Regions from separate parts of the Homo sapiens genome. Here region 2 is linked to region 1. A link is a loop called in an ENCODE intact Hi-C map of the cell type or tissue named here. Cell type or tissue: PC-9. All regions are shown on one strand. Each heading gives the region's core, and the rest is flanking DNA. Links, peaks and the distances in the headings are about the cores only.

Region 1 (10,591 bases), core at 640-8,639:
ACCAGACTGGCCAACATGGCGAAACCCCGTCTCTACTAAAAATACAAAACTTAGCTGGGCGTGATGGCAGGCACCTGTAATCCCAGCTAGTCGGGAGGCTGAGGTACAAGAATCGCTTGAACCTGGGAGGGAGAGGTTGCGGTGAGCAGAGATTGCACCACTGCACTCTAGCCTGGGTGACAGAGTGAGACTCCGTTTCAGAAAAAAAAATAAATAAATAAATAAAAAAAAATACAGCAACCAACCCCAGGCCTCCCAACTAGAGTGAAACACTTCCCTTTGCCGGGGGAATGGGAAGGGGCTCTCCAGGGAGGCAGCGCTGTGCACAAGAAAGCAGTTCAGCGGACAGTGGGATGAGACATGGAGACACTCAACAGGCCCAGGGCTGGGTACTCACCGCAATGATGATGTTGGGCACATTTCCTTCCCTTGCAAAGACCTACGGCGAAAATGATCATTAAAACCGGTTAAAACTTGCTTCTGGATGACTACATAAAAAAGATAGAAAAAAGAACAAACAAGCAGGTTAAAACTCGGCTGAGCACAATGGCTCAGGCCTGTAATCCTAGCAGTTTGGGAGGCCAAGGCAGGACAATCACTTGAGGCCTGAGGCCAGCCTGGGCAACACAGTGAGACTCTGTCTCCTCAAAAAATAAACAAAATTAGCCAGGTGTGGTGGTGTGCTCCTGTACTCCCAGCTACTCGGGAGGCTAAAATGGGAGGATCGGTTGAGCCTGAGAAGTGGAGGCCGCAGTGAGCTGTGACTGCACCACTGCACTCCAGCCTGGGAAAGAGTGGGACCCTGTCTCAAAAACAAAAAAAAAAAAACACAAAACCTGGTTAATTTGTAAGCTTTAGGAGCTGAATCTCCCCAGCTACACAGCCTGTGTAGTAAACGTGGCTACAAATTTATCCACATGGACTGGATGCCCCATGGAACTCTCACCTCAAGTTCTTTTTATTCTTTTAGAGATGCACTCTGGCTGTCACCCAGGCTGGAGTGCAGTGGTGTGATCAAGGCTCACCGCAGCCTCCAATTCCCAGGCTCAAGTGATCCTCCTGCTTTGGCCTCCCGAGTAGCTGGGACTACAGGTACTCACCTCGGCATCTTCAAAACTGAACACTTCATTCTCCTGTACAAACCTGAGGCCCCACCCATGTTTCCCACCATGGACTGTCTATGCCATGAAGTTGAGGTTGCCATCATCTTGGTTTGGCCTCATCCTCACCCTGAGTACTTCAATAACCAGGGCTTCACCATCCTCCTCCTTCGTCTCCAGCGTCCTTTACTTCTCTCCATCCCTTCTCTCCATCCCGGCTACCACTTTCTTAAGCCCATTATCTCGTCTGATTGCTATCAATGGGCCATTAAGTGGTCTCCATGCTCCCATTCAAATCCATTTCCCATCCTGTAACCACGACCACTTTCCTAAAGTACACACCTATTAAAACATTTTTTTTTTTGAGATGGAGCTTTGCTCTTGTTGCCCAGGCTGGAGTACAATGGCACAATCTCGGCTCACTGCAACCTCCGCCTCCCGGGTTCAAGCGATTCTCCTGCCTCAGCCTCCTGAGTAGCTGGGATTACAGACGCCCACCACCATGCCTGCCTAATTTTTATTTTTAGTAGAGACGGGGTTTTGCCATGTTGGCCAGGCTGGTCGTGAACTCCTGACCTTAGGTGATCCACTCGCCTTGGCCTCCCAAAGTGCTGGGATTACAGGTGTGAGCCACCACACCCGGCCCTATTAAAACATTTTTCCCTAACTGAAATCCTTGACTCCTCCCTGCCCTCACTATGAAGCCCAAACTCTTTTTGTTTCTCAAAGTAAGGGTGTCCACTCTGTCACCTAGGCTAGAGTGCAGTGGCGTGATCATAGCTCACTGCAGCGTCAAACTCCTGGGCTCAAGGGATCCTCCTGCCTTGGCCTCGAGTAGCTGGGATTACAGGCACTTGTCACCATGCCCAGTTTGAACCTCAGACTCTACAGGCATGTGCCACCACACCCAGCTCATTCTTAAATTTTTTCGTAGAGACTGGTTTCACCACATTGCCCAGGCTGATCTCAAACACCTGGCCTCAAGTAATCTGCCCGCCTTAGCCTCCCAAGGTGCTGGGATTACAGGTGTAAGCCACTGTGCCCAGCCTTAGGTCATCTTTTAAAAACCTACTCAAGGCCGCTCGTGGTGGCTCACGCCTGTAATCCCAGCACTTTGGGAGGCCGAGGCAGGCGGATCACGAGGTCAGGAGTTCAAGACCAGCCTGGCCAACACGGTGAAACCCCATCTCTACTAAAAATAAAAAAATTAGCCAGGCGTGGTGGCGTGTGCCTGTAGTCCCAGCTACTGGGGAGGCTGAGGCAGAAGAATTGCTTAAACCCAGGAGGCGGAGCTTGCAGTGAGCTGAGATGGCGCCACTGCACTCCAGCCTGGGCGACAGAGCGAGACTCCATCTCAAAAAAAAAAAAAAAAAAGGCCGGGCGCGGTGGTTCACGCCTGTAATCCCAGCACTTTGGGAGGCCGAGGTGGGCAGATCACGAGGTCAGGAGATCGAGACCATCCTGGCTAACACGGTGAAACCCCATCTCTACTAAAAATACAAAAAAAATTAGCCAGGCATGGTGGCGGGCGCCTGTAGTCCCAGTTACTCCGGAGGCTGAGGCAGGAGAATGGCGTGAACCCAGCAGGCAGAGCTTGCAGAGAGGCCAGATTACGCCAATGCGCTCCAGCCTGGGCGACAGAGGGAGGCTCCATCTCAAAAAAAAAAAAAAAAAAAAAAAAAAAGGCCAGGTGTGGTGGCTCACGCCTGTAATCCCAGCACTTTGGGAGGCCGAGGCGGGAGGATCATGAGGTCAGGAGATTGAGACCATCCTGGCTAACACGGTGAAACCCCGTCTCTACTAAAAATACAAAAAATTAGCTGGGTGTGGTGGTGGGCACCTGTAGTCCCAGCTACTGGGGAGGCTGAGGCAGGAGAATGGCATGAACCCGGGAGGCGGAGCTTGCAGTGAGCGGAGATCGCACCACTGCACTCCAGCCTGGGCGACAGAGCGAGACTCTGTCTCAAAAAAAAAAAAAGCCACTCACCTCTAGCCTGCTCACGGTGTCTTCATTCCCGACAATTTCATTCAGCTTTACTGGCCTATATTTTTCAACCCTGTTAAGAAAATGCATAAAAATGCTGACATGGTTATCTTCACACTACCCCACAAAAAGCACCTAAGGGTTATCCTGAGAGCTTTGTTAAAAAATTACATACATTCAGTACAACTATGCCAAATGGTTGCAAGTTTTAAATGTAATAAGATGACAGCCAGGCGCAGTGGCTCACACCTGTAATCCTAGCACTTTGTGAGGCTGAGGCGGGTGGATCAATTGAGGTCAGGAGTTTGAGCCCAGTCTGGCCAACATGGTGAAACCTCATCTCTACTTAAAATACAAAAATTAGCTGGATGTGGTGGTGTGCGTCTGTAATCCCAGCTACTTGGGAGGCTAAGGCACAGTAGCTCGAACCTGGGAGGCAGAAGTTGCAGTGAGCTGAGATCATGCATGCCACTATACTCCAGCCCGGGCTACAGAGTGAGACTCTGTTTCAAAAATAAATAATAAATAAATAAAATGTAATAAGATGCCCAAGTGCCATTTGAAAAGTTAAAGGCATGAGAATTGTACAGCATAGGCTTCAAACCTGCCACAGCAGAGAAACACCTGTTGCTGCTGGAGCACGGCCAGCACAGGTCATCTGGAGCAATGTGACACTGTGCTGCAACCCTGTCCGCCCGTCACAAGAGGCCCAGCACATACAGCACTGACATCATTTGGTGTGACAACATGGGTGCAACCAAGCTCCTTTCTCATCCCTTACCTGCCAGTTTCTTTTCTTTTTTTTTTTTTTGGAGACAGAGTTTTGCTCTTGTTGCCCAGGCTGGAGTGCAATGGTGCGATCTTGGGTCACTACCAACCTCAGGTGATCTGCCCACCTCAGCCTCCCAAAGTGCTGGGATTACTGGCGTGAGCCACCATGCCAGGCAAGGATTACCTGCCAGTTTCTGCAGACGTGTGCCAAATACACAGCATAGCTGGCTAGACACCGTAGGCCTAGGCTGGGTACAGTGGCTCATGCCTGTAATCCCAGCACTTTGGGAAGGCGAGGCGGACGGATCACTTGAGATCAGGACTTCGAGACCAGCCTGGCCAACATGGTGAAACCCAGCCTCTACTAAAAACACAAAATTAGCAGGGTGTGATGGTACATGCCTGTAATCCCAGCTACTAGGAAGGCTGAGGCAGAATTGATTGAACCAGGGAGATGCAGGTTGTAGTGAGCAGAAATCACACCACTGCACTCCAGCCTGTGTGACAAAGTGTGACTCCATCTAAAAAAAAAAAATTAACTGGGCATGGTGGTGCGTGCCTGTAGTCCCATCTACTTAGGAGGCTGAGGCAGGGGGATCACTTGAGCCAAGGAGCTGGACATCAGCCTGGGCAACACAGCAAAACCCCCGTCTTGATTTTTTTAAAAAAATTTCAAATGTAAATGTTATTGAACCTAACAGTCAAAATATTATTTTCAACATGTAATCGATATTTTTTTTAAAAGATTGAAGTTTTTGAAAACACTAGGTCATACACTACTATACACAAAAACTTTTGAAAAAACCAACTAGGTCAGAGTAGGTGGCCACCCGGGGTAGCCCTAATTGTCATAAGCATTGTAGTGAGCGAGACTCCGCTCGCAGAGTTTAGACCGGCCACTCTCGATCCATGTCCGTCGCCTTCTTGAAATCATCTCGATGCCACCCGGGGCCTCCTCCTCCCTCGGGATTCCCCAAAACGAGCCCCTGACCCCCGAGTTTCTCCGGAGCACGGCCCGCCACTCGCCCACCCTCACGTCCAAACGCGCCCATTCTTTACGGCCTGGGACCTCACCACGGCAGTTCGTAGTGGCCGGCGCTGCCGGGGGCCTTGCTGAAGGCAGGGGCAGGGTCAGAGTCCTGGGCCTCCACCTCGCCCGCGCCACCACAGACGGCCTCCACCTCCATTCTCGCGCCTCCTCTTCCCGCCACCCGAGGCACCGCCCCTTGACGCCGCCACGCAAGCCCCGCCCCCTGGCTTCCGCCGGGCGCGAGCGGAAGTTACGTACCCGCGCCTCTCTGTGCCTGCGAAGAGGGTTCCGGTGGTGCCCTGGCGGCCATCGCTGGAGGCCGCGGTTGCTATGGGAGACCTGGCGCCCGGCCTGGGAGCGACAGGAAGGCGAGCTGTGGCCGCGACGCCTTCCGAGAAAGCAGGTCGCTCTCGGAACGGACGTTTGTGTGTGGTTTCTGTGGAAGATCCGCTCCGCGGCGGCGTGGGAGGAGCAGGGCCTGGAGGGGTTGCGGCCAAACGCGGGCTTCGGTGTTGGGACACGGACAACGCTGGCGTCCGGGCGCTGCTGGGCAGCGGGGTCCGGGGATGACGTCTGGGGCTGCCCGTGCCCACTTTTCCAGATTGCTCTGAATGTCCTAGTGAGCTGCTCCCGTTGGGTAGGCTCCTGCGCCTCAACCGCGCTCGGTACTCGACGTTTATTATCAGGGAATTCTCGGCTGCAAGATGGGAATTCCACCCCCACCCCATTTTGCAGAGGAGGAAACTGAAACCGTCCTTTTGTCAGATGAAATGCAATGTTCATTCCAGGAAAATAGGGACTCAAGGCCGGTGCGGTGGCTCACCCCTCTAATCCCAGCACTTTGGGGGACAGAGACCGGAAGAGCGATTAAGCCCAGGAGTTCGAGACCAGCCTGGGCAACAAAGTGAGATCCCCGTCTCTACAAAAATAAAAATTAAAAAAGTAGCCGGGCGTGGTGGCGCGCACCTGCAGTTCCAGCTACTCAGGAAGCTGAGGCGGAGGAGTGCTTGAGCCCAGGAGGTGCAGGCTGCAGTGATCTCTGATCACACCACTGCACTCCAACCTGGTCTGCAGCAAGACCCTGTCTCAAAAAAGAAAAAGTAAATACTTCAACCTTGCAAGGGTTTTGAGCATTCTTATGGGCTGTTTTTCTACCCAATCTTTCCTCCCATAGCCCAAATTGTCATAATATTCAATAATGATGATCCCAGAACTTTGGGAGGCTAAGGTGGGAGGATCCCTCAAGCCGAGGAGTTTGAGACCAGCCTGGGCAACATGGTGAGACCCCATCTCTACAAAAAAAATTTTTTAAATTATCCAGTTGTGGTGGTACGCGACAGTAGTCCCAGTTACTCGGGAGGCTGAGGCAGGAGAATCGGTTGAGCCCATGAGGTTGAAGCCACAGTGAACCATGATCAAGTCAATGTACTCCAGCCCCGGGGGACAGAGTGAAATCCTGTTTCTAAAAAAATAAGAAGAAAAGAAAGTAGGTACTTCAGATTCACAAGTGCTTTGACCATTCTTTGTTTTGTTTCTTGTTTTTTGTTTTTGAGATGGAGTCTCACTCTGTCACCCAGACTGGAGTACAGTGGTGTGATCTCAGCTCACTGCAATGTCAGGCTCCCAGGTTCAAGTGATTCTCCTGCCTCAACCTCCCGAGTAGCTGGGACTACAAGCGTGTGCCACCACACCTGGCTAATACTTGTATTTTCAGTAGAGATGGGGTTTCGCCACGTTGACCAGGCTGGTCTCAAACTCCTGACTTCAAGTGATCCGCTTGCCTCAGCCTCCCAAAGTGCTGGGATTACAGGTGTGAGCCACCGCGTCTGGCCAAGCAGTTGGTTTTAACGATAGTATTAACGTATACAGATTCACAACTTAACACAGTGTTTTTCTTTCCATGTAATTTGGAAAAAATGTTTGAATTGGCCATCTCTCCCCTATTCCCCCTTTAAACTGATGGAGCGGTCTTGTCTGTTTTTTCAATCATTATTCACAGGTCTTTTATTTTTCCGGAGGAGAAAATACACACTCCTCTTGAAATATACACTTTTCTTGAAATGTCTCCGCGGTTTTTCCATAGGATTGTTCCTTTGTAATCTTCATGTTTTCCTTGTAATCACTATGACACACATCCCTCCCATCACATAACACAGTTTAGAAACTAATTTTTAATAAGTACAGAACACGGTTCCTTTCATAATTCTCCAAAAACCCCCACTCTACAGGAGGCCTTTTGGCGCTGCTAGGGCTCTCCTCTAACTGATGGAATGCCAGGAGAACCAGAGATGGAGGTGACTCTTAGGGCAAAGCTGCACTGTCAGGACATTTCTTTTTTTTAGACTGAGCCTTTTGTGACCTATTGGACTTGGGCCCAAACAGAGCTCAGAACTTAAAAACTCCAGCCGCTCCCCTGGGACTGAAAAACAGCAATGTTGGGGAACCAGGGAGTGCTGGGGAAACCACAGGCTCTTGTGAAAGGGCATAGAGTAGCCACGGAGAATTCCTCCCAGCAAATCCTTCAAATCTCAGGAAATTAAATACACACTGAGGCTAAGCTCCCAGACTGTCATCACAAGAGGGCAAGGCAGTTATACACCAAGAGGAAGCATGTAGAAAGGAAATAAAATTGAAACCAAAATCCTCTTTCCCCAAATCCAGAGGCTTCCAATCAAATTGTCAGAGAAGTCAGGCAACACATCTTAGTTTGAATGACACCTTGACTTTCACCGTTAGCTTACTTCCTGAGTTATGTTGCAGGATGTAAGGCTGAAAATCTGCTGGCGTGCCAAGATCAGGACTACAGGATAGCCTGGTTTTCTCTCTGCCCACTCCAGCCTCCATTGGCCCAGAATGTCATGCACACTTGATGCTGTTTGCCTTGTTTACATTGAATTTTAAAAGTTCATTATCTTAGTCTGGGCCTGGTGGCTCATGCCAGTAATCTCAGCACTTTGGGAGGCCCAGGCGGGAGGATCGCTTGAGACCAGGCGTTTGAGCCCAACCTGGGCAATGTAGCAAGACTCCTATCTCTATAAAAAAAAGAAAATTTAGGCCAGGTCGGTGGCTCACGCCTGTAATCCCAGCACTGTGGGAGGCCGAGGAGGGCCGATCACGAGGTCAGGAGTTCAAGACCAGCCTGGCCAGCATGGTGAAACCCCATCTGTAGTAAAAATACAAAAATTAGCTGGGCAACAAGAGCGAAACTCCATCTCAAAAAAAAAAAAAGAAAATTTATTATTTGTTTTCAAGTGGATTTCTTTGTGATTTTAAGCTATTTTTTGTTTTTGTTTTTATTTTTTTTTTATTTTGAGATGGAGTTTCGATCTTGTTACCCAGGCTGGAGTACAATGGCATGATCTCGGCTCACTGCAACTTCCGCATCCCGGGCTCAAGCAATTCTTCTGGCTCATCCTCCCATGTAGCTGGGATTACAGGCATGTGCCACCACACCCAGCTAATTTTGTATTTTTAGTAGAGACGGTGTTTCACCATGTTGGTCAGGCTGGTCTCAAACTCCCGACCTCAGGTGATCCGCCCACCTCAGCCTCCCAAAGTGCTGGGATTACAGGCGTGAGCCACCATGCCCAGCCTTTATTTATTTTTTGAGATGGGGTCTCACTCCGTCACCCAGGCTGGAGCACAGTGGCATGATATCGGCTCACTGCAACTTCTGCCTCCTAGGTTGAATAGATTTTCCTGTCTCAGCCTCCAGAGTAGCTGGGATTACAGGTGCATGCCACCATGCCCGGCTAATTTTTGTATTTTTAGTAGAGACAGGGTTTCACCATGTTGGCCAGGCTGGTCTCGAACTCCTGGGCTCAAGTGATCCACCTACCTCTGCCTCCCATAGTGCTGGGATTACAGGTGGGAGCCATCGCACCTGACTAATTTTTGTTTTTAAATGGTGATGCTATCATTTAAATAAGTGTTTCAGGCACTGCGGTCTTCCATCCCATTTATAGTTTTTCTTTTTTCTTTTTTTTGAGACGGAGTCTTGCTCTGTCACCCAGCGTGGAGTGCAGTGGTGCGATCTCGGCTCACTGCAAGCTCCACCTCCCGGGTTCATGCCATTCTCATGCCTCAGCCTTCCGAGTAGTTGGGACTACAGGCGCCTGCCACCACGACTGGCTAATTTTTTTTTTTTTTTTTTTTTGTATTTTTAGTAGAGATGGGGTTTCACCATGTTAGACAGGATGGTCTCGATCTCCTGACCTTGTGATCCACCCGCCTCGGCCTCCCAAAGTGCTGGGATTACAGGCGTGAGCCACTGCGCCCAGCCCCATTTATGGTTTTTCTAACATTTTCGTTAGCATTTTTAAAATTAGGTGCCCTGCTCATCTTCTCTGTGTCGTTCCAGTTTTAGTCTGTGCACTGCCGAAGCGAGCACTTTGTAGCATTTTCAATATTGAGAGGCACAGTGTGTACAGAAAAAACATTTCCTAGATATATCTACAGTATAAGGGTGTCTCATCTGGGTAAAATTTGTCCCCGGGTATTGCTCTGATTAGATTTATGGAATTCAGAAGCTGGTTGGAAATCATGTAAGCAGCACGTTTTCTGCCTTTAACAAATATTGACTGAGTGCCTAGAGCGGCTGGGAGGGGCACAGGAGCTTCCATTGTAGGGAGGGAAACTGACAGCAAGCGGCCAATGTTATGTTTATTTCAATGTAATTATGGGTCGGGTGCAGTGGCTCACGCCTGTAATCTCAGCACTTTGGGAGGCTGAGGCGGCCAGATCACCTGAGGTCGGGAGTTCGAGACCAGCCCAACCAACATGGAGAAACCCCATCTCTATTGCAAACACCAAATTAGCAGGGCGTGGTGGCGCATACCTGTAATCCCAGCTACTTGGGAGGCTGAGGCAGGAGAATTGTTTGAACCCGGGAGGCAGAGGTTGCAGTGAGCTGAGATTGTGCCACTGCACTCCAGCCTGGGCGACGAGAACAAAACTCCGTCTCACAAATAAAATAAAATAAATAAAAAAAAATTATGATCAGTGTCAGAAAAGGGATTGGTGGGTTGTTAGGATATCAGCAATAGGCTAACACCTCACTTGGGAGGTCAGGAAGGGCTTTGATGGGAAGGGGCATTTGGCCAGAGATGTGAACCCCCAATCTGAGATTTGAACGCCTATTGGCTTTGCCTGGAAGGACCACCTAATATCCTGTTCTGCCTCCCATTGCTCCCTACACTAACACCATGTTTATTTCTTTCTTTCTCTCTCTCTCTCTCTTTTTTTTTTTTTTTTTTGAGTTGGTCTTTTTGTATTGCCCAGGCTGGAGTGCAGTGGCGTGATCATAGCTCACTGCAGCCTTGACCTCCTGGGCTCAAGTGATCCTCCCACCTCAGCCTCCTGAGTAGCTGGGACCATAGGCACATGCCACCATGCCTGGCCAATCTGTTAATTTTTTGTAGAGACGTGGTCTCACCTTGTTGCCCAAGCTGGTCTTCAACTCCTGGGCTCCAGCGATCCTCCTGCCTCAGCCTCCCAAAGTGCTGGGATTACAGGTGTGAGCCACTGAGCCCAGCCCCTGTTTGTTTATTATTTTTCTTACCCACAATCTATATTTAGCTGGATTTGTTGCCTTGTTTACTGTTTGTTTCCCCACTAAAATGAAAATTCTTTGAGAAAAGGAACTTTCTCTGTCCTGTTCCCATTGTATCCTCATTGCCTGTAGTGGCCCAGAGAGAGGCCCCACAT
Region 2 (10,591 bases), core at 2,587-10,586, 60 kb after region 1:
TGGAGCTGGGACTGCCCCAGGCTTCCCCGCCTCCCACGTCGGCCACAGTGTGGCCAGAGGCCAATTTATCATCAAGTCCCAGCGTTTTCCAAGAATCCCTCTCTCTTCCTCTGTCCCACCAGCACAGCTGAGTCACACGAGGGCAGGTGGCCTCCCCCTTCTTCCTGTTCACTATTCTCCCCTCTCCCCTTCCGGGTGCTCCTCGGGGACAGGGGGGCTGCTCCCCCTCTGCACCCTTCTCCCCCTCCCACAGCAAGGGTGGCCGGGCCTGACTGAATGCCGCCTTGGTTCTCCTCTCCTGCCAGCTCTTTGGTTTCCTTTGTGAGCCGTGGCAGGCGGACGCTGTCCCCAGAGGCCAGGGGGCTCACAAATGTTATTCCAGGGCTGGGCTCGGCAGGATGGGAGGTAGGGAAGGGCCAGACCCGGGTCTGATTCCAGGACAGCCACTTAGCAGTGTGTGACTTTGAGTCCCCGAACTTCTCTGCACTCGGGAAGCTCCACCTGTCAGAGGACCTCTGCCTTGTGCAGGGGCTGGGGAGGACATGAGGCCACATTCGTGCAATGCCTGGTAGACAGTAGGTTCGTTTTTTTGTTTTTGGTTTTGTTTTGTTTGAGTGTCGATCTGTCGCCCAGGCTGGAGTGCAATGGCACCATCTCGGCTCACCACAACCTCCGCCTCCTGGGTTCAAGTGATTCTCCTGCCTCAGCCTCCCTAGTAGCTGGGACTACAGGTGCCCACCACCATGCCTGGCTAATTTTTTTGTATTTTTAGTAGAGACAGGGTTTCACTCTGTTGGCCAGGCTGGTCTCAAACTCCTGACCTTGTGATCTGCCCGCCTCAGCCTCCCAAAGTTCTGGGATTACAGGCATGAGCCACCGTGCCCGGCAACAGTAGGTTCTTCATACTGGAGGCTGCTGGGGGGTGGTTCAGGAGGGCTGGAGGTTAATTTTGGGAGCGTTCCCTGGGAGTAGTGTTTCTGGGGATTTGTGTCCTCTGGGCGGCTGTAGGTGTGTTGTCGTGGGAATTCCAGATCATGGCTCTGTGCCAGGCACCATGGCTCAGGCTGGGTTCCCAGAGAGGAGAGACTATGGCCCTGCCTGAAGTTGCCTGTAAGCTCCCAGGTGGCATGACGAAGACAGACAAGAACAGCATACTCTCTCCTCCTTGGCTCCACATGTGATCCTGAGGTCTCTGTGGGCCGAAGGTCCTGAGAGACTTCCTGGAGGAGGTGGCATCAGGCTAGGTGTCAGTAGGTAATGCAAATAGGAGAAGTGAAGCAGGTGGGAGAAAAGACACAGGTGGCCTCTGGGAGGTGGGACAGTGTCAGGCGGGTGGTAAGGACTGCAGGGTCATCTGCAGGAGCCTCCAGTGCCAGGGACAGGGTTCTCACGCCTGATCTCTGCCTCAGAGGGGATGCTGGCTGGTTGGGAGGCCAGACCGGCTGTGTGATGACCTGTGGTGTCTGACCAGCTGGGCTGATCACCACAAGCCACTCAGACCTGAGTGCTATGTCCTAAGGAGGTGAGAATGGTGTCCTGGACTTCTCACCTCTTGGGTAAGTATCATTCATTCATTCATTCATAATCTAGTTTGTTTATTTATTTATATTTATTTATTTTGAGATGGAGTCTCGCTTTGTTGCCCAGGCTGGAGCATGGTGGTGCGATGTCAGCTCACTGCAACCTCCGCCTTCCGGGTTCAAGCGATTCTCCTGCCTCCACCTCCCAAGTAGCTGGAACTACAGGTGTGTGCCACCACGCCCAGCTAATTTTTGTATTTTTAGTAGAGACAGGGTTTCACCACGTTGGCCGGGCTGGTCTCAAACTCCTGACCTTCAGTGATCTGCCTGCCTCGGCCGTCTTTTCATGTGCTTATGGGCTGTTTATATATCTTCTTTGGTGAAATGTGTATTCAAAGTGCTGAGATTACAGGCGTGAGCCACCATGCCCGGCCCTTTTTAAAAAATTTTTTTAACTTTTTTAGAGACAGGGTCTCACTCTGTCACCCAGGCTGGAGTGTGGTAGTGTGATCACAGCTCACTGCAGCCTCAACCTCCTGGGCTGAAGCAATCCTCTCACCTTAGCCTCCCCAGTAGCTCGGACTACAGGCATGCACCACCACACCTGGCTACATTTTGTATTATTTTGTAGAGATAGATTTTCGCCATGTTGCCCAGGCTGGTCTCAAACTCCTGAGCTCCAGCAATTCACCCACCTCGGCCTCCCAAAGTGCTGGGATTACAGGTATAAGCCACTATGCCCGGCCTCTCCCATCTTAAGTGTATGGTTTGGGCCCAGCATAGTGGCTCACACCTGTAATCCCAGCACTTGGGGAGGCCAATGCAGGTGGGTCACCTGAGGTCAGGAGTTTGAGACCAACCTAGCCAACATGATGAAACCCCGTCTCTACTAAAAATTAATTGTATGGTTTGATGACTTCTAGTATAAACATAGAGTTGTGCAACTATCACCACACCCCAGTTTTAGGACATTTCTACTACCCAGAAAGTTCTCTGTGCCCATTTGCAGCCAATCTGTGTTTCCAGGCCCAGGCAACCACTAATCTGCATTCTGTGTATACGGTTTTGAAATTTCATATGAACGGATTCATACAATATGGAGTCCTTCGTGTCTAGTTTCTTCTACTTAGCAAAATGTTTTAAACATTCATCCGGCCGGGCGTGGTGGCACACGCCTGTAATCCCAGCACTTTGGGAGGCTGAGGCGGGTGGATCACCTGAGGTCAGGAGTTCGAAACCAGCCTGGTCAACATAGTGAAACCCTGTCTCTACTAAAAATACAAAAATTAGCCGGGCGTGGTGGCACACACCTGTAGTTCCAGCTACTTGGGAGGTGGAGACAGGAGAATCGCTTGAACCCGGGAGAATCGCTTGAACCTGGGTGACAGAGCGAGACTCCATCTCAAAAAAAAAAAAAAAGCATTCATCTATGTTGCACATATCAGTAGTTCTTTATTGCTAAGAAGTATTCTATTATATAAATATACCACTTTGGGCCAGGCATGGTGGCTCATACCTTTAATCCCAGCACTTTGGGAGGCTGAGGTGGGGGGAATTGCTTGAGTCCAGGAGTTCAAGACCAGCTTGGGCAATATGGCAAGACCCTGTCTCTACAAAAAAAAAAAAAAAAAAAAAAAAAAAAAAAAAAAAAAAAAAGTTCAGCCAGGCGTGATGGCGCATGCCTGTAGTCCCCTACTGGGGAGGCTGAGGTGGGAGGATTCTTTGAGCCCAGGAGGTCGAGGCTGCAGTGAGCCATGATCATGCCACCACACTCCAGCCTGGGTGACAGAGACCTGTCTCTGTTCTAAAATAAAAATGAAGACTGGTCATGGCGGCTCAATCCTGTAATCTCAGCACTTTGGTAGGCTGAGGCAGGAGGATCCTTTCAGTCCAGGAGTTCGAGACTAGCTTTGGCAACATAGTGAGACTCCAGCTGCAAAAAATAAAAAGTTAGCTGGGCATGGTAGCACTCGCCTTTGGTCCCAGCTACCCAGGAAGCTGAGGTGGGAGGATCACTTGAGCCCAGGAACTTCCAGGCTGCAGTGAACCATGATTGCACCACTACACTCAGCCTGGGTGACAGAGTGAGACCCTGTCTCAAAAATAAAAATAAAATTAAAATGAAAAACAGCTGCCCTACTTTTGTTTGTACAGGCACTGGTTGATGGAGATTTTACTTTTGGGCTGTTATGAGTAAAGCTGGTATGAACACTTGTTTATAAAACTTTCTATGGACACATATTTTTGCTTCTCTTGGGTGGTTGGGTTATATGGGAGGTGTATTTTTAACTTTCTTTTTTTTTTTTTGAGACAAGGTCTCACTTTGTCATCCAGGCTAGAGTGCAGTGGCACAATCTTGGCTCACTGCAACCTCTGCCTCCTGGGTTCAAGCGATTCTTGTGCCTCAGCCTTCCAGGTAGTTGGGACCACAGGCACACGCCACCATGCCCTGCTAATTGTTTTTGGATTTTTGGTAGAGATGGGGTTTCGCCATGTTGCCCAGGCTGGTCTCCAACTCCTGGGCTCAAGCTATCTGCCTGCCTCGAGCTCCTATTTTTAACTTTTTTTTTTTTTTGAGACGGAGTCTTGCTCTGTTGCCCAGGCTGGAGTGCAGTGGTGCGATCTCAGCTCATTGCAAGCTCTGCCCCCTGGGTTCACGCCATTCTCCTGCCTCAGCCTCCCGAGTAGCTGGGACTACAGGTGTCTGCCACCACGCTCGGCTAATTTTTTGTATTTTTAGTAGAGATGGGGTTTCACTGTGTTAGCCAGAATGGTCTCGATTTCCTGAACTCGTGATCTGCCCGCGTCAGCCTCCCAAAGTGCCGGGATTACAGGCATGAGCCACTGCACTCGGCCACTATTTTTAACTTTTTAAGAAACTGCCCAACTGTTTTCCGAAGTGATTGTACCATTTTTTATTTCCACCAACACTACGAGCATTTCAGTTGTTCTGCATCCTCATCAGCACTTGGTATTGTCAGCTTTTCAAATTTTTAGCCATTTCCCTTGATGGGAAGTGGTATCTCTTGTTTTGATCTGTATTGCCTGGATGAGTAATGATGTTAGTCATCTTTTCATGTGCTTATGGGCTGTTTGTATATCTTCTTCGGTGAAATGTATATTCAAACCTTTCACCCATTTTTAATTGGGTTGTTGTCTTCTTAGCAAGTTGCAGAGTTCATTATGTTTCCTGAATACCAGCCCTGGCTGGGCGTGGTGGCTCACACCTGTAACCCCAGCACTTCCAGAGGCAGAGGCAGGAGGATTGCTTGAGCCCAGGAGTTTGAGACCAGCCTGGGCAATGTAGCTAGACCCAGTCTCTACAAAAAATAAAAAACAATTAGCCAGGCATGGTAGGGTGCACCTGTAGTCCTAGCTATCCAGGAGGCTGAGACGGGAGGATTGCTTGAGCCCAGGAGTTGGAGGCTGCAGTGAGCTATGATCGTGTCACTGCACTCCAGCCTGGGCGATAGAGCAAGACCACATCTCAAGAATAAAAAAAAAAAAAAAGAAAGAAAGAAAAAGAAAAGAATGCAAGTCGGGCCAGGCATGATGGCTTACACCTGTAATCTCAGCACTTTGGGAGGCTGAGGCAGGTGGATCATTTGAGGTCAAGAGTTCAAGACCAGCCTGGCCAACATGGTGAAACACCATCTCTACTAAAAATACAAAAATTAGCCAATGTGGTGGCAATGGGACGCCTGTAGTCCCAGCTACTTGGGAGGCTGAAACAGGAGAATCACTTGAACCTGGGAGGCGGAGATTGCAGTGAGCTGAGATTGCACCACCTGGGTGACAGAGCAAGACTCCGTCTCCAAATAAATAAATAAATAAAATAATGAAAGTTTGTTATTAGATACGATTTATAACTGTTTTCTCTGTGGGAGGGATTTTGGGCAGAGAAGAGGCCCTGGTGGGGGGGCGGGGGTCAGGAGGCGGAGGGAGTTCCTTGCACCTCACTTGAGTCTCAGCAATGCTCTCCCTTCTCTGCATCTGGAATTCCTAGGTGAGAGGGTCCCCCAGCTGAGCCACGGGAGCAGGAGGCTCATTTGGTCACCCACAAGGTGGGATATTTACTGTCACCAGAGACCATCCCCACTCACCTTTGCTGGCATTGGAAATGCTGACCCAGCCTAACCAAGCTCTCGGAGAGCTGTGCCCAAAGCTCACAGTCCGGCTCCCTCATTGAACAAGCCACCAGGAGGGCCAGGTTCTGAGGACGAAGGGAGCAGCCTTGTACCCCAGCATGATTGACTCCCGGCCCCCAGAATTCCCGGGGCACCAGGGGCGTTGGAATGTTGGATTTAGCAGCCCTGAGGGCCAGGGCTGGCAGGCATGCCCAGTGCTCTCGTGGGCGCACCCCGGCATGTCGGCTCCACTGCTGTGTGCCTGGGGGCAGCTTGTTTTCCTCTGCTCTTAAAACTGCCAGTCTGAGGGAGGAAGTGATCCTTCACTCGGATGTGCCAGGACAGGTAGTAGCATTGCTGACTCATCGGATGCCCTCACGCACATTCCTGACGCGAGCATTGTGGGTTGGCATCTGTATTCATCAGAATTTTTTTGGAAATGCAAATGACATTGTCCCTCAAATAGGTTTAGGAAAAAAAAAAAGGCCAGGTACAGTGGCACACACCTGTAATCCCAGCACTTTGGGAGGCTGAGGTGGGAGGATTGCTTTACCCCAGGAGTTTGGGACCAGCCTGGGCAACATAGTGAGACCCTGTCTCTACAAAAAACTTGTAAACTTAGCCGGGGCAGGGGATGGTGGTGGTGGCATGCACCTGTGGTCCCAGCTACTCGGGAGCCTGGGAGGTTGAGGCTGCAGTGAGCTGAAATTGTACCACTGCACTCCAGCCTCCAGCTGGAGTGGCTCACGCCTGTAATTCCAGCACTTTGGGAGGCCGAGGGGGGCAGATCATGAGGTCAGGAGATCGAGACCATCCTGGCTAACATGGTGAAACCCCGTCTCTACTAAAAAATATAAAAAATTAGCCAGGTATGGTGGCAGGTGCCTGTAATCCCAGTTACTCGGGAGGCTGAGGCAGGAGAATGGCATGAACCCGGAAGGCAGAGCTTGCAGTGAGCCGAGATTGCGCCACTGCACTCCAGCCTGGGCGACAGAGTGAGACTCCATCTCAAAAAAAAAAAAAAATGAAGAGCCCAAGTGGCCAGCTTCAGGCTCAGCTGGATCTAGGCCCTCCTCGGGACTCAGCTGTGCTGTCTCTGTGTTGGCACCGTTCCCTGGCAGGCTCTCCCATGCGGTAACCAGGATGGCCCCTGCAGCTTCTGGCTTCCATCCTACACCCAGGCAGCCCCAGAGCAGGGAGAATTCTTCCTAAAGGTTTCAGCCACAGCCTAGGCCCTGAGACGCCTCACCTGATCTTCTCTGATGGCCAGGCCTGCATTATGCATCCCCTCTAGGAGTGGGAATCGGGTCAACCCACATAAGTCATATGAACCAAGGATGGGGAAAATGTAGGCTGGGAGCAGTGGCTCATGCCTGTAATCCCAGCACTTTGGGAAGCCGAGGCGGTAGAATTGCCTGAGGTCAGCAGTTTGAGACCAGGCTGGCCAAGATGGCAGAAACCCCCTCTCTACTAAAATACAAAAATTAGCCGGGCCTGGTGGCGGGCGCCTGTAGTCTGACTTACTCAGAGGCTGAGGCAGAAGAATTGCTTGAAACCAGGAGATGGAGGTTGCAGTGATCCAAGATCGTGCCACTGCACTCCAGCCTGGGTGTCAAAGTGACTCTGTCTCAAAAAAAAAAAAAAAAATTGGGGAAAAGGGACCGGGTGCGGTGGCTCATGCCTGTAATCCCTGCATTGTGGGAGGCAGAGGTGGGAGGATCACTTAAGGTCAGGCGTTCAAGACCAGCCTGGCCAACATAGTGAAACCCCACATCTACAAAAAATACAAAAATTAGCCAGGCATGGTGGCAGATATCTGTAGTCCCAGCTACTCAGGGGACTGAGGCAAGAGAATCACTTGAACCCAGGAGGCAGAGGTTGCAGTGAGCTGAGATCATGACACTGCACTCCAGCTTGGGCAACAGAGTAAAACCCTGTCTCTAAAAATAATAATAATAACAAAATGAGTGAAGAAAAGGTTTCTTCAAAATCTGTGACCACAGATATGGCTGGACAGACAAGGGCATCTCCTGTATCAGAGATTTCCTGTGTTTCCGAGGTCCAGACATGAGGATGCTTTTGCCTGGAATCCTCCATCCGACTATGGTGCTCTGAATTTTCTCTCCCCATTGGACGGTGCTCCCCAGGGCAGAGGCCGAGTCCTGCCTGCAGCTCTGGGGCAGAGATGGGGCCTGGCTCATGGTGAGCCTTCTGGAAACATTGGGTGCAGGAAAGTTTGTGAGTATAGGATAGTGGGGAAGAGGCCTGGGGGTGGGGGGCTTGTCCACCCCTCCGGCCCCCTGCAGCCAGTCCCATCTTGCTGCCCCCTGACCCCCTAAACAGATAGCATCATGCCTGGAGGCTTTGCTCCTCTCCAGAGTCCCTTTTGTAAAGCGCTGGTGCTCCTATAAGCTCTTCTGTGCTTCATCATAAGGACACAAAGCTGGCCGGGCGTGGTGGCTCACGCCTGTAATCCCAGCACTTTGGGAGGCGAGGCGGGAGGATCACTTGAGGTCAGGAGTTTGAGAGCAGTCTGGCCAACATGGCAAAACCCTGTCTCTACTAAAAATACAAAAATTAGCCGGGCGTGGTGACGGGTGCCTGTAATCCCAGCTACTTGGGAGGCTGAGGCAGGAGAATGGCTTGAACCTGGGAGGTGGAGGTTGCAGTGAGCCGAGATGCTGTCACTGCGCTCTAGCCTGGGCGAGAGAGCGAGAGTCCGTCACAAAAATACATTTAAAAAAATAATAAAGACACAAAGCTTTTGATTCTGAGGTTACTGTACTAGCAAGCATCACACACTTTTTTTTTTTGCCATGATTAATATGTAATCTTTGCTTTTAGCCCTTTTAAAAATATTTTGTTTTTATTATTTGTAGAGAACAGGGTCTCACTATGTTGCCCAGGTGGGTCTTGAGTTCCTGGGCTCAAGTGATCCTCCTGCCTTGGCCCCCCAAAGTGCTGGGATTACAGACATGAGCTACCACACCTGGCCCTTGTTTTTTCTTTTTTTCTTTTCTTTCTTTTTTCTTTTTTTTTGAGATGGAGCCTCACTCTGTTGCCCAGGCTGGAGTGCAGTGGTGCGATCTCGGCTCACTGCAGCCTCCTCCTCCTGGGTTCAAGTGATTCTCCTGCCTCAGCCTCCTGAGTAGCTGGGATTACAGGTGCCCGCCAACATGCCCAGCTAATTTTTGTATTTTTAGCAGAGTTGGGGTTTCCGCCACGTTGGCCAGGCTGGTCTCAAACTCCTGACCTCAGGTGATCCGCCCACCTCAGCCTCTCAAGGTGTTGGGATTACAGGCGTGAGCCACCTCTCCCAGCCCTTTTTTTTTTTTTTTTAAATTTTAAATTCTGGGATACATGTGCAGGATGTGCAGGTTTGTTACATAGGTAAACGTGTGCCATGGTGGTTTGCTGCACCTATCAACCCATCACCTAGGTATTAAGCCCAGCATGCATCAGCTATTTTTCCTGATGCTCTCCCTCCCCCCGCCCCCACAACAGGCCCCATTGTGTTGTTCCCCTCCCTGTGTCCATGTGTTCTCATTGTCCAGCTCCGACTTACAAGTGAGAACATGTGGTGTTTGGTTTTCTTTTCCTGTGTTAGTTTGCTGAGGATAATGGCTTCCAACTCCATCCATGTCCCTGCAAAGGACATCATCTTGTTCTATTTTACGACTGCATTTTTTTGTTTTTGTTTTTGTTTTTGTTTTGAGACAGAGTCTTGCTCTGTCACCCAGGCTGGAGTGCAGTGGTGCCGTCATAGCTCACTGCAGCCTTGGCCTCTCAGGCTCAAAAAATCCTCCCACCTTTGCCCCACAAGTAGCTGGGACTACAGGCATGCGCCACCACGCCTGGCTAATTTTTTATTTTTTATTTTCTGTAGCGACAAAGTCTTGCTACGCTACCAAGGCTGGTTTTGAACTCCTGGCCTCAAGCAATCCTCCCACCTTGGCCTCCCAAAGTGTTAGGATTACAGGTGTGAGCCACTGCCCCCAGCCCTTTTAGGGCTTTTTTTTTTTTTCTTTTGAGACAAGAGTCTCACTCTGTTGTCCAGGCTGGAGTGCAGCAGCGTGACCTCGGCTTACTGCAACCACCGCCTCCTGGGTTCAAGTGATTCTTGTGCCTCAACCTCCCGAGTAGCTGGGACTACAGGCATGTGCTACTAAGCCTGGCTAATTTTTGTATTTTTAGTAGACACAGGGTTTCACCATGTTGGCCAGCCTGGTCTTGAACTCCTGACCTCAAGTGATCCACTCGCCTCAGCCTCCCAAAGTGCTGGGATTACAGGCATCAGCCACTGCACCTGGCCCCTTTTAGGGCTTTTAATGACCATAGTCAGCATGCAGCTCACGCTTTGAAAAGGTTTTACTCTGTCACCCAGGCTGGAGTGCCCTGGAGCTCACTGCAGCCTCAAACTCCTGGGCTCAAGCGATCCACCAGCCTCAGCCTCCCAGAGTGCTGGGATGACAGGCCACTGTACCCAGTCTAAAAGTGGTCTTTGTTGCAAACAGTTTGATGGATGCTCTTGGGATAGAAGATGAAACATCTTTCAATTGTAATAAATTTCTGCAACCAAATAAATAAAGACACAAAGCTTTAATGGTGGGAAGGCAGGCAGAGGTCATGGCTAGATGACGGCCTGGTGTGGAGTTGAGGCAGGTAACTGCACACCAGGATATAAGAGGGTAAGGCAATAGCCTCTCTGTGTGTTTGTCCTGCCCATGCAGTAGAGGGGGTGCGTGCTGGGATGGTGAGTCTGAGAGCGGGAATCTGGCCTGTGCGGCAACGGGAGCAGTGAGCTGATAGGTTAAATCGGGTGTTGCCTCGTCCAGCCCACCTCAGGAGGGATGTGTGTTGCTTGATGGCCCTTGAGGGTCTGGGGGCCATTGGGAAGTGATGATGTGATCTCTCCTGTCTCTGCCCGCAGGTGAGTGAAGATGG

What was found. Hi-C counts contacts between places; a loop is a spot of excess contacts. Peaks named below come from ENCODE experiments on the same cell type or tissue, not always from the same donor. Only the 100,000 strongest peaks of a DNase experiment are listed, where the experiment ranks them.
Region 2: a loop joins it to region 1, with 6 times the contacts of the local background. A loop is called at or near these places in 7 of 110 quality-filtered maps.

The regions. Positions count from the first base shown.
Region 1 is chr7:74,249,342-74,259,932 of GRCh38, forward strand. RFC2 (replication factor C subunit 2) reads right to left here and starts at 5,058. Exons shown (of 11, transcript NM_181471.3): 1 at 4,930-5,058; 2 at 3,088-3,157; 3 at 398-439. The coding sequence starts at 5,042. RefSeq lists enhancers at 4,090-4,692, 4,693-5,295, 4,732-4,961, 5,296-5,898, 5,372-5,451 and 3 more and a silencer at 5,012-5,131. In PC-9, for the core only: no CTCF peak of the experiment used is centred there; a DNase peak (open chromatin) is centred at 5,180; H3K4me3 peaks cover 2,872 bases; H3K27ac peaks cover 2,342 bases.
Region 2 is chr7:74,306,903-74,317,493 of GRCh38, forward strand. It overlaps CLIP2 (CAP-Gly domain containing linker protein 2), which reads left to right. Exons shown (of 17, transcript NM_003388.5): 2 at 10,578-10,591. Among named protein-coding and RNA genes, the nearest start is that of CLIP2, 23 kb to the left of the region's middle. RefSeq lists enhancers at 59-203, 1,011-1,649 and a cis regulatory region at 126-136. In PC-9, for the core only: no CTCF peak of the experiment used is centred there; DNase peaks (open chromatin) are centred at 4,639 and 5,979; H3K4me3 peaks cover 1,243 bases; H3K27ac peaks cover 2,615 bases.